Linked DNA regions of Homo sapiens: regions 2 and 3 are each linked to region 1. The links are chromatin contacts, found by Hi-C or POLR2A ChIA-PET in ENCODE. All regions are on one chromosome and are shown on one strand. Each heading gives the region's core, a stretch centred on a gene start or an enhancer-like site at or near the end of the contact. The rest is flanking DNA. Distances are from core to core; before and after follow the strand shown.

Region 1 (3,763 bases), core at 637-3,136:
CCCCAATCCCACTTGAAGCAGCCCTGAAAAACATCGCCCATTATCTCTCCATACCACCCCCAAAAATTTTCGCTGCCGCAACACTTTACGACTATTTCGTTTTATTCTTCTTGTTAACGTAAGAAGACAGGAATGTCAGGCCTCTGAACCCAAGCCTGCATGTGTACATCCAGATGGCCTGAAGTAACTGAAGAATCACAAAAGAAGTGAAAAGGGCCGGTTCCTGCCTTAACTGACCCCTGACCTAGCAACTGATGTTATCTACAGATTATAGAAAGACATTGTGAAACTTCCCGGTCTGTTTCACTCTGACCACCGGTGCATGTCATGTACCCCCTGCTTACTCAATCGATCACGACTCTCTCACGCGGACCCCCTTAGAATTGTGAGCCCTTAAAAGGGACAGGAATTGCTCACTCGGGGAGCTCGGCTCTTGAGACAGGAGCCTTGCTGATGCTCCCAGCCGAATATACTCCTTCCTTCTTTAACTTGGTGTCTGAGGAGTTTTGCCTATGGCTCGTGCTGCTACCATCCTGCCTGCACCCAGGTGAAACAAACAGCCTTGTTGCTCACACAAAGCCTGTTTGGTGGTCTCTTCACACGGACGCACATGACAGTGGTGGCAGGCGCCTGTAATCCCAGCTACTCGGGAAGCTGAGGCAGGGAGAATTCCTTGAACCCGGGTGACAGAGGTTGCAGTGAGCTGAGATTTTGCACTCCAGCCTGGGCGACAAGAGCAAAACTCCGTCTCGAAAAAAAGAAAAAAGAAAAGTTCACAGTGATGATGCCCACCAAAATCAAATAGAAGGTCTCACACATCCAGGAAACTAGAGTAGGGGATGAGATGGGAAAAGGATCTACAGGAGCTTCAACTGTGACAAAATGTTAAGAGCTGAAAAAGTTGCTGATGAAGATACACTGTGATTTTTTCAGAGCATTTTTTTTGCATCTACTACTGTAAAAATCAAATGAAAACAAAATCTAGACCAAAACGACTGTCTCCTTTAAGAAAGGAGCGATAGGCTAGATCTGAGAGGATGACTGTGGAGAATATTCGGACTCTGACTCAACGACCTAAACTGCCTCATTGGCTCAGTTACCTCCCTGGTCCCTGTATACATTTGAGTTTGCGATCCAACATAATTAACCAGTCGATCTGATTCCAAGTCAACCATTTAACAACCTGAGCACAAAATTTAAGCAGGCAGTTTCTTCCCTTGTGGGAAGGGAATGACAACTTCAACTTTATGGATTGTTGTGAGCGTCCCAATAACTTGTGTAAAACTTTCCTAAAACGTTAAGTGTGCCAGACACATACTGGTTTATATGGGTATCAGCTAATTCCTGGATCCAGCCTTTATTTCCACGGATCTAGGGAATAATTTTACATGGGGAAATATACCCCTCGAACCAAGGAGTTCCCCCAGGGCCGAAGCCTGACTTGGCAGGAACACAAAACACCTGAGGAGGGGCGCGGCGGCCCTAGCCTGGTGCGCATGCGCCACTGTAAAGGCCGTTAGGTCTGTCCCTGGCGCCCGATTAGAATATTTAATTCCAGTTGGAGCGTTTTTCCTCACCTTACTGTATTTTATTTCGGTAAATACCCACACATTTTAATTTCTGAGAGGCACAAATTCCTCTCAGACTCATTCAAATTGACCGAGTAGTCTTATAAGGTGCCTTTTGTCTCATTGTAAATCCTCAGTAAAGTTTGCAGTTTAGGATGATAACGTGATTTTTGCGTAAAAATAACAACTCATTTCACCTGAAAAGGACCACGACAGGAGCAGGGACTCGAGTTTCTTTTTATTCGGGCACTTCAGTAGTTACCTCTTGCTTGGGGGTGGTGCCGCGTGTGGACCCGATGGACCCCGGCGACGCCGCCATTTTGGAGTCTTCCCTAAGGATCCTCTACCGGCTTTTCGAGTCAGTGCTGCCGCCGCTGCCCGCGGCTTTGCAGAGCAGGATGAATGTGATAGACCACGTGCGGGACATGGCGGCCGCGGGGCTGCACTCCAACGTGCGGCTCCTCAGCAGCTTGTTACTTACAATGAGTAATAACAACCCGTGAGTTGAGGCGGGTAGCTGCCTGGGGCTGAGGAGAAAGCGGCGGCGGTCTGGGAGCGGGGGCTCAGGGCACGTGGGAACAGGCGGGAAGGAGCGGCCGCCGGCGCCAGCGGAGGCTCCGGGGTCTGCGAGGGCGTCCTGGAGCGGAGCAGACTTCGGAGCGCAAGTTGGGTTCACTGGGTGCCGGCGTCAAGTCCCGCGGGGATGTGGCGAGCGGCGGCTTGGAGACATAGAAGGCAGAGGCTCTGAGGACGACCCAGGCGAGGGTTTCCTGAGGCACCTGTCGCGGGGCAGCGCGACTGTCACATCGCTAGGCTGAATCCTTCCCTCTCGGCTCCTTCCAGAAGAACGTTTTTTTCTCTCGCTGCAGCTCAGGGACCCAGCCTCCTGGTTTTTATGCGCTAGCCCCCGCATCTGAGATTGGTCCCCCCGTTAAGTGTATCAGGAGGGTCCACTTTCTGGCCTTGGGAAACCCCTGAAAACGGGGCCGGGCGCGGTGGCTCACGCCTCTAATACGAGCCCTTTGGGAGGCCGAGGCGGGAGGATCGCTTGAGCCCAGGAGTTCAAGACCAACCTGGGCAACATAGGGAGACCCTGCCTCTACGAAAAGTAAAAATTAAACAATTAGCCGGGCGTGATGGTGCGTGCCTGCGGTCCCAGCTACTCGGGAGGCTGAGGCAGGAGGATCGCTTGAACCCAGGAGGTCGAGGCTGCAGTGAGCCGTGATCGCATCATTGTCCTTTACCGTGGGCGACAGAACGACTGCCTGTCTCAAAAAAAGGAAACGGGAGACTCCATTAATGGGTGGGCGTGGCGCCTTTCATGTTTCCTTGAAGCACTGAGCTGATTCCATCCTTGAGTGCATGTCCCTCTCCTGCTTAATATCCTTTATTGGCCGGGCGTAGTGGCTCATGCCTGTAATCCCAGCACTTTGGGAGGCCGAGGCGGGCGGATCACGAGGTCAGGAGATCGAGATCATCCTGGCTAACACAGTGTAACCCCGTCTCTGCTTAAAAAATACCAAAAAAATTTAGCCAGGCGTGGTGGCGGGCGCCTGTAGTCCCAGCTACTCGGGAGGCTGAGGCAGAAGAATAACGTGAACCCGGGAGGCGGAGCTTGCAGTGAGCCGAAGTAGCACCACTGCACTCCAGCCTGGACGACAGAGCGAGACTCCGTCTCAAAAAAAAAAAAAAATCCTTTATTGCACTTATGAAAATTCTTTCCCATGGCCTCTGAAGGCAAATATCTGCCCTCCACTCTCTGCGACTTCATCTCATTACTCTGTTCACTGCTCTCTAGCCTCCCTGGCTATTCTGTTATTTGTTTTTATTTGTTTATTTATTTTTATTTTTTTGAGACAGCCTCGCTCTGTCGCCCATGCTGGAGTTGAGTGGCGCAGTCTTGGCTCACTGCAGCCTCCGCTTCCTGGGTTCAAGCGATCCTCCTGCCTCAGCCAACCAAGTAGCTGGGATTACAGGCGAGCGCCACACGCCCAGCTAATTTTTGTTATTTTAGTAGAAACAGAGTTTCACTATATTGACCAGTCTGGTCTTTTTTTTTTTTTTTTTTTTTTTTTGAGACGGAGTCTCGCTCTGCACGATCTTGGCTCACTGCAAGCTTCGCCTTCTGGGTTCACGCCATTATCCTGCCTCAGCCTCCCGAGTAGCTGGGACTACAGGCGCCCGCCACCGCACCC
Region 2 (3,763 bases), core at 366-2,865, 1.4 Mb before region 1:
AGACTCCGTCTCAAAAACAAACAAACAGACAAAAAACCTGGTCTTCCTTAATGTATATGTTATATGTTGATGCCTCCTTTAAAGGGTTAAGTTTCTTTGGAATGACTTGATGATTTTGAGAAACTATATACACCACCTAAAGAATTGGTAGAAATGTAAATTCTTAATCATTACTAGTAACTGTCTTGAAGGGGAAAATAACCCCAAGCTGCCAATAGATGCCTGTCCTTCAAGATAAAATGAAATTATTCAATGCACTGGGCTGACTTAACACTACAAATAAGTAAATAATACATCAAACTTTAAGCGTCAATGTTTAATTTTCATAAGACTAATTTCTTAGCTACAGCTGTCAAGACAGATAACTGGCCCTGAGTGGGCAAAATGTGCCTTTAAAAAAAAAAAAAGTTAAAAACAGGTTTTAGAAAACTTATTTTATTTGTGTAATTTTCGAACACACATTTGCTTTTCTTTTGGTTTAAGTGCAGTTAAGTCACAGGAACTGTTAACTTTTCCTAAGTAAACTCAATGCTTCCTAGGAGAAAGAAGAGGAAAAAGAAAAAGGGGAGAATACACGGAAAAGTGAGGACAACCTATTCCCCAAAGGACAGGTTTTGTACGGCGAACCACCTTTTTCCAACTGCAGATTTCCAGAAGGCTGATTTCAAACAAATCGGGAGGGATGGATAAATTCCAACTCTCCAAGTTCTGTAGACCATCCGGAAGCAAATGCTGGCGGCCTTGGGGAGTGATCGAAACGTGTAGTAGTAGTAGTAGGGCTCTCTTCGTCCCATTCATTGACACTTAATAGTGTCTCCAGGCCACTCACCTCTGTTCCAGCTGAGCACAAATCACACTCACCAGGGAAGCTGGCGGGAGTCGGACACACACCTACACCCACACCCATAACCCTTGGCCCCAGGGCTGTAAAGCGCGATCCACGGAATCCGGGGGAGGCCGAAACCCGGTAGTCGATGGAACCTCTCACTGCAAAATCTCCCTGCTTTTTGAGGCTAGAGCCGAGAAGAACGCCACAGGACAACGCGGGGGAAGAGGGGGCACCTCCCCCTTACCTTGATGGCTTTGTCCATGTCGCTCTCCTCCGACATACTCAGTGGGGCCCCCACAGCCGGGAGAGGCGGAGGCTGCTCAGCAGCCCTGTCCCCGCGCGGCCGAGGGAGCAAAGGGCTCGGCACTCGGGCCCCTGGGCCTCGTGGCGACGGGCAGCAGCCGCCCCTCGGGACCGGTGGGGATGAGGACCCCGGCGCCGGCTCTGCTTCGGCGGGCGGCTCTAGGCTGGCGGCAGCAGCAGCGGCGGAGGCGGCGGCCCCTGGGGACAGGTCTTTGTGCTGGGCCCCACGCGGCCGCCTCCTAGCCTCATCCCCAGCTGGGGAGGCAGGCTCCTGGGGTAGGGCGAGGCGGGGAGGGCCTCGACCCGGGGCGCCGTGCAAGGGCCTCGCGGGGCCGCCGCTTAGACCTGGGCTCGCCAGGTCCTAAAGAAGAGCCTGCGCCTCCGCCTCCGCCGCCTGCACCGCCGCGAAGCCGAAGCCGAAGCCGAAGCAGAGCTCGGCGCCGCTGCTCCCGCCGCCGCCTCAGCGCCACACATCGCCGGGACACCCGCGCCGGGCAGCCCCGCCGGCCGCCCTCACGCACGCGCTGTGCCCCGCGGGAGCTCCAGGCCGCCCCTCCTGCCGCCCAGCTTCGTGACTCCACGGCCCCACGCGCCCCTTGCTGCCTTCCGCTGGGGTTTCCGAGCCGCCCCCGAACCGCGCACCCGACTTGCAGGCGTCCGCCTGGGCCTCCCTAAGACACGCCGCATACAGGACAGGCCCCTGGGCCTTCCGCGGCGATGGCGCTGCGCTAATGACGTCATAGGCCCGGACTCGCGTGAGTGCGCGTGCGTTGGGGCCTCAGCCTTTATCTCCACTCTGCGGAGATTCACGCCTGGAAAACGCTCTTCTGAGAGGATCTGTGGAGGTCAACCCAGGAGAGAGAAGACAGGACTGAAGCACTGAAAGGGTCCTGCCGTTAAGGGCGCAGGATTGTATAGAATATATAATAGCAGTAGCAGCTCTGTTTACGGAGCATTAACCTTACGTGGAGTTATTTCCTGCATTTCCTCCTTTCGTCTTTACAAGGTAGCCGTTTGGCGTCGTGAGGTATGGATGTTCCCATCCCTAATTTGCAAAATAGGTAACTGAGGCTCAGGAGAGCTAGACTAGTTTGTGCACAGCCGAGAAGTGGTCAAGCTAGAATGGGACCCCAGGTTTGTGCTCCCTACTCTCCACCGATAACCTATCAAAGGGCTTTGCAAGAGCTTTTGACTAATCGTCTGTCAATGGTTCTTCATTCACGTATTAATTGCACATCAGTATGTGCCAAATCTACTAGACATTGGAGAAACAGTAGGAACAACACATGGTACCGGCACATGGATCTTTCAGGAAAACGAAGTAGGTAATAAACAGGAAAAAGCCCGAGTCTGATGCTAAGAAGAACATAAACAGGATGCTGAGGTAAGAGAATAACTGGATGTGGGGACTTCTTCGTATTAGATGATTAAGGAAGGAATCTCAGGAGGTAACATTTAAGCTGAGACCCCTGAGGAATGAGAAAGGGCTGGCTATTGGAAATCCAAGGAAAGATTTCTGGGCAGATGGGTAGAAATTTTAAGGTGGAAATAAGCTAAATATGTTCAAGAATCAGCAAGAAGGTCATTGTAGCTGGAGTAGATCGAGTAGGAGGAGACTGATAAAGGGTGAGGTTGGAGGCTGGGCGCGGTGGGTCACGCCTGTAATCCCAGCACTTCGGGAGGCCAAGGCGGGCGGATCACTTGAAGTCAGGAGTTCGAGACCGGCCTGGCCAACATGGCGAAACCCCGTCTCTATTTCAAAAAAAGAAAAAAAAAAGTATAAAAAGGATGAGGTTGGAGATGTGGGCAGGGGCTGCATCATATGTGGCCTTTGGGGGTCATAATCAGGACTTTGGATTTTATTCTAAGCTATTGTAAGGTTTTAAAGTAAAGAGTGATGTGAACAAATTTGTTTTAAAAGATCACTCTGCTTTGTAGAGAATAGAATATAGGAAAGCAAGAATGGAAACAGAGCTATTAGGAGGCTATTGGAGAATAATGCAGATGAGAGATTATTACACTGTCTGAACTAAGGAGGTGGCGGTAAAGGTGTAGAGAAGATGGATTTTTTTTTTTAAACGGTCCCACTGTCTAGAGTGCAGTGGCGTGATCACAGCTCACTGCAACCTAGACCTCCTGGGCTCAGGCGATCCTCCCACCTCAGCATCCTGAGTAGCTGGGACTATAGGCGCATGCCACCATGCCTGGCTAATTTTTCGTATTTTTTTTGTAGAGATTGGGTCTCTCCACATTGCCCCGGCTGCTCTCCAACCCCTGAGTTCAAGTGATTCACCTCCCTTGGCCTCCCAAAGTACTGGGATTACAGGCGTGAGCCACCGTGCCTGGCTGAGAAGATGGATTTAAGACATATTTTGGAGGTAACATTGTCAGGACTTCCTGAAGGATTAGATGTGGAAGGGAAGGATAAGAAACAGACCAAGGATAACTTTCAAATGTATGCTTAAGCAACTGGATGGATAATGATGCCATTGAGTGAGTGAAAAACTTGATGGAAGTGGAAGATTCAGAGTTCATTTCTATCTAGGTTAATTTGAGACATACCAGAGCATAAGTTAAGTAAGTAATTGAATATTGGAGTGGAGACTTATTTGTCTACCGAATTATTGTTTT
Region 3 (3,763 bases), core at 714-3,213, 1.4 Mb after region 1:
TTTTTTTTTGAGACAGTGTCTTGCTCTAGTTGCTCTAGTGCCCAGGCTGGAGTGCAGTGGTGCCATCTCAGCTCAACACAATCTTCACCTTCCGGGCTCAGGTGATCCTCCTGCCTCAGCCTCCCAAGTAGCTGGGACCACAGCTGCACACCACATGCCCAGGTAATTTTTAAATTTTTTTGTAGAGACAGGGTCTCACTACATTGCCCAGGCTGGTCTCGAACTCCTGAGCTCAAGAAATCCACCTGCCTCAGCCTTCCAAAGAGCTGGGATTACAGGTGTGAGCCACCATGCCCAGCTGGTGAAAGGTATTCTTGAAGTTTCTTAATACATCACTGTGCTTTTACACGATACGTGAGTTCACAAAAGTGCCTGGAAAGATTATAAAGGACTGTCATGGAAGTGCTAAGGTGCTTTACCAGTGCTTTAAAATCCCCTAATCAAACACTAATATTTAAGGGTACATACTCTCTGCCAGGCCCTGTGACAATCTTACCTCATTTTTAAAACAACCCCACAGATGCAGGTTCTACTATCACTTTCATTTTTATAGCAGAAGAAACTAAGAGCCCAACTTGGTCACAGTGAGTGAAGGAACATGGCTCTGAATCATGCCTGTCTGTCTCCCCAGGTCTGTGCTTAAAACCACGAAGTTCAAGATGGAAACTGAAGGGAAGAGTGTCAAGGGGATGGGAGAGAGGACTTGTCCATGACTTTGGCAGCATAAGGAAAAAATACCCAGGGACAAGTGGCGACTTTGGAAACTCCATTCCTCTGCAAAATGACATCACGAGGAGAGTGGTGGGGCCTGCGGATGAAAAGATCTGGCTTCTCCTCCCAACTCTGCTATGAGGTCAGCTATGGGGCCACACTTCCTATCTACGGAATGGGGGCACTGGACAGGATAAGTATCGAGGACTTTCAGCCCTGGGATAATAAGCTCTTTAAACCTGCTCCAGTTCCAGAGGAAGCCGACCTGAGCAACAGGTCTCAGTCATTTGGGGTCAGCAGTGGGGGAGGGGGTACTCAGTTCTGAAGCCTGGAGCCCTTGGGAGGGTGAATAAGAGGGAAATGGGGGCCCTGACAGGATTGGGGACCCAGGCAATCGAGGAGTCCTAACAAGAACGGAGGGCTTTAACAGGACCAAGCAACCTTAACAGGTTAAAGGGGCCCTGACCAATTTAGAGACCCTTGCAAAACAAGGGCCTTTACTCACACTAACAACATCAGGGACCCAGACAGAAGTGGCGATCCATATTAGACTAGAGGGCGGGCTAACAGGAATAGGGGGCGGTACTAACAAAACGCGGGGCTCGCAGGCCCGGGGCACTTATAGGACTAGAAGAACCGTGCCAAGGTTGGGGAACCCTGGCAGTCCAGAAACTGATATGATTGGGGGACCCAGAAGGACTGGGGGTATACTAGAAGGATTGAGGGGTCTTGGCAGGCCTAGGAGGCACTGAAAGGACTGAGGGCACTGACAGAATTAGGGGCCTTGACAAGACTGGAGTGCCCCGGGTGTCCTGGGAACAATGACAGGAGGGGGAGGGACTGACAGACCTGGGGAGTGCAGACAGAATTGGTGTTGCCGAAGGACTGGAGCCCGTCAGTCCTCCCACCTACGGGCCCAGGCCTCCAACCCTAAAGGACGCAGAACCTTCCAGAATGCCCGCGCGGGCCCTGGAGACCCCAACTAGGGCATGAAAAAGCCGTCACGGGCCCAAGCTGGGGACCCTGGTCCCGGCCTCTTCGGCAGCCCCGCCCCCCAAAATCTCACCTGACGGCCGCCCCGGTCCGCAGGAAGCGCTGGATGGCCCTGTCGGCCGCGGTCATCGCCGCCTCGGCCCGGGAGCTCAGCATTGCAGCCGCACCGGAGGCCTGAAACCGTCTCCTCCGCTACCGCCGCCGCCGCCGCCGGACCGAGGGATACGACGGTTCCCGAGACAGCGGAACCTGCGGCCGCAGTCCCAGCACCTCGGGGGAACGTAGACCGCAGGACAGCTCCCAGGGGGACCGGAAGTAGCTGCCCCCGGAGAGCAATAGCTGACGGACCACGTCCTTTCTTTCTTTTCCCTTAGCAACAGGCCCCGGCGTCGGTTGCTACGCTGGGCTCAGTTGCCTGGGGCTGCTTGGTTTTCAGATTTGCTTAGGCTCCATTCATAAATACAGATGGCACACTTCTAGGATGGACCCTGGGTCATGATTTGAATTTTTCGATGTGGGGAAGGGAGGCCAACAGCCGAAAGTCGGGTCAGGCCTCTGCTATAATTAGTTATTATTGTGGCCAGAGTGGAAATAGGTCGCAGAGGAAGGAACTTTAATGAGCATGAGGCCCATCTCTGACGATATCAGTAGAGAAATCAACGTCTTTAATAGCCAACAAACTTATTGTTTACTTGGGTGCCAGGTATAGAGCTAAGTATGTTACATTCATTATTTACATTTAATATTCACACCAACTCTAACATTACCCACATTTTACATCCCAGGGAACCCAGGAAATTTGAAGAAATAGTAAGTTTTTTGACGCAGCTTGTAAGTGGTGAAACAGAGATTGGCAGTTCGGTCTGTCTGTCTCCAGAATGGCACTCTCCAACAGAAATATACAGGAGCCACATAGGTAATTTTACATTTTCCAGTAGCCACATTAAAGTGAAAAGCAGGAGGTAGGCCAGACGCCGTGGCTCACGCCTGTAATCCCAGCACTTTGGGAGAACGAGGCTGGTGGATCACCTGAGGTCAAGAGTTCGAGACCAGCTTGGCCAACATGGTGAAACCCCATCTCTACTAAAAATACAAAAATTAGCCGGGCGTGGTGGCAGGCTCCTGTAATTCCAGCTACTCAGGAGGCTGAGGCAGGAGAATTGCTTGAACCGTGGTGGTGGAGGTTGCACTGAGCCAAGATCATGCCACTGCATTCCAGCCTGGGTGACAGAACCAGACTCCATCTCAAAAAAAAAAAAAAAGAGGTCAGGTGCGATGGCTCATACTTGTAATCCCAGCACTTTGGGAGGCCGGGGGGTGGGGGTGGGGGGCACGGATTGCTTGAGGTCAGGAGTTCGAGACCAGCATGGCCAATATGGTGAAACCCCGTCTCTACTAAAAAATACAAAAATCAGCCAGGTGTGGTGGCGCGTGCCTGTAATCCCAGCTACTCGGGAGGCTGAGGCGGGAGAATCGCTAGAACCTGGGAGGCGGAGGCTGCAGTGAGCTGAGATCACACCACTGCACTCCAGCCTGGGCAACAGAGAGAGATTCAGCATCAAAAAAAAAAAAAAAAAAAAAAAAAGCAAGAGGTAAAATTAATTTTAACCATATTTTTTCCTTGACCCAATATGTTCAAAATATTGGGGCAGGTGCAGTGGCTTATGCCTATAATCCCAGCACTTTGGGAGGCCAGGTGAGAGGATGGCTTCAGGCCCAGAGTCCAAGGCCACCTGGGCAACATAGCAAGAACCCATGGCTACCGAAAAACAAAGAAAAGAAAAACAAAATATGTCATTTCTATGTGAAAATTATTGATGAGATAATTTACATTCTTTTTTTTTTGAGATGGAGTCTTGCTCTGCCGCCCAGGCTGCAGTGCAATGGCACGATCTCGCCTCTCAGGTTCAAGCGATTATCCTGCCTCAGCCTCCTGAGTAGCTGGGATTACAGGTGCACACCACCACGCCCGGCTAATTTTTTTGTATTTTTAGTAGAGACGGGGTTTCACCATGTTGGTCAGGCTGCTTGAACTCCTGACCTCGTGATCCATCCGCCT

What was found. Hi-C counts contacts between places; a loop is a spot of excess contacts on that map. ChIA-PET counts read pairs that join two places held with the same protein, here RNA polymerase II (POLR2A). Pooled maps may share reads with other maps.
Region 2: a loop to region 1 is called in a map of B cell, with 40 times the contacts of the local background. The contact joins the promoter of MAPKAPK5 here to the promoter of ANAPC7 in region 1. A Hi-C loop is called at or near these places in 2 of 168 maps with a recorded cell type or tissue (B cell and CD8-positive, alpha-beta T cell) and 5 of 50 pooled maps.
Region 3: a map of naive thymus-derived CD4-positive, alpha-beta T cell shows a loop between it and region 1 (18-fold over the local background). The contact joins the promoter of USP30 here to the promoter of ANAPC7 in region 1. A Hi-C loop is called at or near these places in 1 of 168 maps with a recorded cell type or tissue (naive thymus-derived CD4-positive, alpha-beta T cell) and 4 of 50 pooled maps. POLR2A ChIA-PET finds 5 or more read pairs at or near these places in 1 of 52 experiments (T-cell).

What each region holds. Positions count from the first base shown.
Region 1 is chr12:110,401,831-110,405,593 of GRCh38, reverse strand. ANAPC7 (anaphase promoting complex subunit 7) reads left to right here and starts at 1,886. Exons shown (of 11, transcript NM_016238.3): 1 at 1,886-2,067. The coding sequence starts at 1,967.
Region 2 is chr12:111,840,080-111,843,842 of GRCh38, reverse strand. It overlaps MAPKAPK5 (MAPK activated protein kinase 5), which reads right to left and starts at 1,615. Exons shown (of 14, transcript NM_003668.4): 1 at 1,074-1,615. The coding sequence starts at 1,109. It overlaps MAPKAPK5-AS1 (MAPKAPK5 antisense RNA 1), which reads left to right and starts at 838. Exons shown (of 2, transcript NR_015404.2): 1 at 838-2,516; 2 at 3,366-3,763. RefSeq lists enhancers at 930-1,029, 1,760-2,039 and silencers at 1,120-1,469, 1,550-1,729.
Region 3 is chr12:109,050,776-109,054,538 of GRCh38, reverse strand. It overlaps USP30 (ubiquitin specific peptidase 30), which reads right to left and starts at 1,963. Exons shown (of 13, transcript NM_032663.5): 1 at 1,778-1,963. The coding sequence starts at 1,860. It overlaps USP30-AS1 (USP30 antisense RNA 1), which reads left to right and starts at 574. Exons shown (of 2, transcript NR_038996.1): 1 at 574-853; 2 at 1,801-2,498. RefSeq lists enhancers at 567-936, 1,270-1,769.